2 separate regions of the Homo sapiens genome follow, and region 2 is linked to region 1. Evidence: chromatin loops called from intact Hi-C (ENCODE). Cell type or tissue: endothelial cell of umbilical vein. All regions are shown on one strand. Region 1 overlaps PDE4D (phosphodiesterase 4D). Region 2 overlaps PDE4D (phosphodiesterase 4D).

The links. Peaks named below come from ENCODE experiments on the same cell type or tissue, not always from the same donor. Only the 100,000 strongest peaks of a DNase experiment are listed, where the experiment ranks them.
Region 2: it touches region 1 in a loop (8-fold over the local background); 8 of 110 quality-filtered maps call a loop at or near these places.

The regions. Positions count from the first base shown.
Region 1 is chr5:59,217,651-59,220,150 of GRCh38, forward strand. The region is part of intron 1 of PDE4D (phosphodiesterase 4D); the gene reads right to left. Among named protein-coding and RNA genes, the nearest start is that of PDE4D-AS1, 180 kb to the left of the region's middle. In endothelial cell of umbilical vein, no CTCF peak of the experiment used is centred here; a DNase peak (open chromatin) is centred at 941.
Region 2 is chr5:59,379,599-59,382,098 of GRCh38, forward strand. All of the region lies in intron 1 of PDE4D (phosphodiesterase 4D), which reads right to left. Among named protein-coding and RNA genes, the nearest start is that of MIR582, 320 kb to the right of the region's middle. In endothelial cell of umbilical vein, a CTCF peak has its summit at 1,054 (motif pointing left); a DNase peak (open chromatin) is centred at 1,053.

The sequences.
Region 1 (2,500 bases):
AGGTCCTAGAAAAGTTAATTGACCAGTCACTGAGCTAACTGCATTGAATCATCGATTGTTCCTAAAGTCCTTCCAGCTCTACTGCATGATTATATAAACCACAAATATATGTGGCACCCAAACAGGGGACATCTGTTTCACCAGAATAGGATAGGCACATATGTATGTGAAACCTTGTCAATTCCCAGGAAGGCTGGAAGGGGAGGATGGTCTCTAATCATTCAATAGACATACATTAGGGATCTTTGGCAAACTCTCCTTGGATATGCTTAAATAGGCATTTATTAAGCACTTAATATGAGTGCATTAAGATACAAAAATAAAGGATGAATGACTAACTCAGGCTGGGATATCTGAGAAGTTTTCATGAAGAGTAGTATTTAAGAAGGTTTTTGAAGGTATTTAGTACACAACTGGAAGACATTAAAAACTTCTAAATAGTGGGGGTTTGGCAAAGTAGATTTCTCTTCTAAGAAGATAGTCATGGCAGCTTTTCAGCATGAGGAGGACCTAGTAATGTGAATGCCTGTAGAAATGTTTATGTTTATTTCCCTTTAATATCAAGATATTCTTATTGCTACACTTTAAAAAAGAAAATACCCCCTCCTTCCTGTGCATGAACAGAAATGTAAGAGATACAGAAGTGTGAGTTTTGGTTTAGTTTTTTTCAGTTCAACTGAGTAAACACCAAATTTGTATAAATCAGTAATTTTTTCTTTAATTATAATTTTTCCAATTAAATCAAGCAAGTCTTAACACTCCACTATAAGTTTTGAAACAAATATTGCTAAATACCTTAAGTCATTTAGATAGTTATGATATTTTTAAATCTTACAACTTTTAAGCCATAATATTAGCACTAAAACCAAAACATTTATTAATAGGTCAGGAAGTGCTTGATATGAGATATTCTAGGGGCTTTAATATTTTTCTTTGTATACTGTAATATAAAAATTTGTCCACTAGATGGAGATCATTTTCTTAAACAAGGAAACTATTTTCTACTGAAGGGTTAAATAACCTTAAAGGCCTAAATTATTTCTTAGGAACTCATGAAAATAACCCTTTAAATGACATCCAAAAAACAAAGTTCACAATGTATACTAAGTAATTATCAATATTGATAAAATTACATTAATCTAATATTAGTATTAGCTTTACAAACATTGAGAATGAAGATCTAAAAATAGTGACTGATATTTTATTGGACTTTTTCTTAAATGATGAGTTCATGTCCTTTGTAGGGACATGGATGAAATTGGAAATCATCATTCTCAGTAAACTATCGCAAGAACAAAAAACCAAACACCGCATATTCTCACTCATAGGTGGGAATTGAACAATGAGATCACATGGACACAGGAAGGGGAATATCACACTCTGGGGACTGTTGTGGGGTGGGGGGAGGGGGGAGGGATAGCACTGGGAGATATACCTAATGCTAGATGACGAGTTAGTGGGTGCAGTGCACCAGCATGGCACATGTATACATATGTATCTAACCTGCACAATGTGCACATGTACCCTAAAACTTAAAGTATAATTAAAAAAAAAAAAGAAAAGAAAAAAAATACTTGAGAAGACTTAATTGAATTTCCGTAACAAATCACTGAGTACTTATTGTGTTGGAGTAAAGTAACTTGAGCATCATTAATAGTCTGGGGTTTCACTCTAAATTTTGGCACCACAAGTATTCTCAGAATACGGTTTGTTCTGGGAAGTGAACCTAGGGTCTGAGTTCATTTGCATAATTTATTTCCATGATATTAAATCCTCTTATAATCAAAATTAATTATCAAGAAAAAGTAATATTACCGAGAATCTCCAGTCTGAAGTATCAGCCAATGTCAGTATTAGTGAATGACTTTATACAAAGAGAGACTTTGTATTTTGAAATAGTCATTGAATAAACTTTTACATTACATCCTATGTCCTTAGATCAGCACTTGAATAAGTACAGATATACTACACATTGTCCTTTTCTAGAAAGCACTAAAGTCTAGTTAAGGTAATAGAACATCAAGCAACCAGAGAAAATAAAAGCAGCAAAACAGGTGGCATCTGTATTAAATAGCATATAAATACTAAAACACGAAATTGTATTATATAGGCAATCAGACTATGTGATGTAGACAATGAATGTAAAGGGAATTTAAGAAGTTGCAGGATGTACACCTTTGAAGGAGAGTTAAAAAATGTCCAGCCAGAGTAGAGCTGGGGTTGGGGGTGGAGGCCATCCAGCAAAAGTGAAGCCACAAAAACAAAACCAAGAAGGAATGAATAAGGCGTGTATATAAAACAGGACATTTAGTGTCTGGCTAAATTTGAGGCTTGGTATTAAAGAATAGTGGGGACCTATAAAAATGGCAATTTTGTACAGTTCAACCTAATAGGTAGGGATGGATGTGTTTATGGAAAGCTGGGCCAAGGAGTGTCAGCAGAAGCTTGTTATAAAGACTTACGTGGAAACACACAAATCAACTTTTAACATTGAAATCTC
Region 2 (2,500 bases), 160 kb after region 1:
ATGTCATTTGAAAATATATTTAATGGTTGACAAGATTCTATTGGCTGGGTCTAATATGAAAATTTATTTAAACATTAGTTCATGTGAAATACATAGAATATACCTAGGTTCTCAATATTATAGGTATTTTTACGGTGAATATCTTTGAATATAAATATTTTAATATCCCAAATTACTTCCACAATCCAAATATCTACAAGCAGAATTACTAAATTAAGAGGTAGGATTTTAAAAATATCAATGTTTATTTTAGATTTAGGGGCTACATGTACAGGTTTGTTACATGAGTATATTGCGTGATGCTGAGGTTTGGGGCAGTGCTGATCCCATCACCCAGGTGGTCAGCATTGTACCCAGTAGGTAGAGTTTCCTCCCTTATTCCCCTTTCCCCTCCTGGCTTTTGGAATCCTCAGTGTCTACTGTTACCATCTTTGTGTCCATGTGTTAAAGGGTAGGAGTAATTTTGAGGCTTCAAGCTTCTGCTGATTTTTAAGCATTTTTCTGAAATAAAACTTTCAAATTAGTTCATAAATCAATGTAACAGATGACATCTGTCAATATACATTATTATATGCATAAATCATATGCATAAATAACATGCATTATTTTATTATGATTTTATAAAAGATTGACACAACATAATTCAAAATAACTTATTTACTACAAATAGGACTCACCACATGAAAATTAGAATCTAAAGCAATTAAAAAAACTATTAGGAAATGAAAAAAAATCCCATCATATAAATCCTCAATTTTGGCCATATTTTATGAAAGGGCCAAAAGCAATCAAAAAAAAAAAAAAAAAAGAGAGAGAAAGAAGTGAGAAAGAAGTAGGAAAAAAAGAAGAAAGACATGTGGCTATTATTACAGCAACATGAAGGTGGTCAACCACTTCAAGTTTTTGTGGTCAGTGAGGTCACAAGAGCTACAGGCTGACATTTCAAACAAATTATGCACATTGAGGTCACATCGCTCTACTTCAGGCAGTTTCTCATAATTGTAGTGTTCTGTTTACAAGAGGTCCTTGACTTAAAAATGTCCTTTTGTGCCCTCTAGTGTTTAAATTCATCAAAGCTTTTGAGAAGTTCATATCTTGTTTCTGAACTCCAGTTGAACAACATTTCATTCTTAGACCAAGTGTTTATCTGTATCTGAAGGGGGCCAACATACATCTTGTTCCAAAATCTCTAAAGTTTACTTAATTTTTTTTTTATTTCAAAGGGAGCTAGGTAGGGGTTGGAAAACTACCACAGAGCAAATCCTGCCCACTACTTTTTTTCATTTTGTAAATAAAGTTTATTGGAACATATTATGCTCATTCATTACAGATTGTCTACAGATAACTGCATTTGCTCTGCAACAGCAGAGTTGAGTAGTTACTACAGAGTTCTTGTGGCCCCAAAAGGCTAAAATATTTACTATCTGGCTTGTCACAGAAAAAGTTTGCTGACCCTGGAGCTAGAGCTCTGATAATTAGATTGGATGCCATGACATTTTACAATGCCCTTTAATTCCACTCCCTTTCCATCAACCCCCGGAATACTAGTTAAAACAAAGACCATTGTAGGCCAGTCCATTAGCTTTGTGGTCCAGGTACAAACTTTGCAGTTTTAGTGAAACCATTTGTTAATTTTTATTTTTCTAATATTTACTTAGCTTGATAATATCAACTCCGTTCTGATGACTTCGATATTAATATGATTATATTGGAGAGAATATAATGAGATCAAATCGCTTTACCCATCAAGACCAGGAACTGAAGAACTTCTTCCTCCTTTGCTACCTCATCTCTTAGCTAGAACTTAGGTGAGTAGATTAGTATCCTCATTCCTCTTTATTTTTATATAATTAATAATAATATTTGCAATTATTTTGAGAAACATATATCTTTTTTTGAATAAAGTAAACATACCGTTTATAATTAATATGGAATTTAGTTTAAGTTCATGCTTGATTTAAATCTCACACAATCACCTCTTTTATATACTAATGAAAGCACGGTGCACAATAATAAAGCCGTGGTCCTATGTGGTCAACTTACAGGCTACCTTCTTTCCTCAGTGCAAATATCACGTCTTTCTAAGTCCCTCTAATATTTTATCCTCTCTTTTGTGTATCTAGAAGCTTTACTGAAACTTCCTACTCCTTATCTGAAATAGTTGACATATAGTTAATAAGAGCTTTTTTCCAGGAAGTGGATCTATTTTATTGCTTTCTAACTTAACATGTTTCAGAATAGTTACAGCCATTTTTTTTATTCAAAGGTACATGTCAGCAATAGTCTGGCCAGAAATTTTGCACAATAATAGGAGAAAACAAAAAACTAGGGGCTTAGAAAAGTGAATGAAAACAGTTTTCAGTTGATTATTTTGTTCCTGAAAAGGCATCTTTTCCTCATGACATGCATTCATGGCCATTGTAGATTACATGCCTGGAGCTGCCCTTCTCAGCCTTTCAACCTCTCATTACATGCATATTCTTTCCTCTGTTCTTTACAG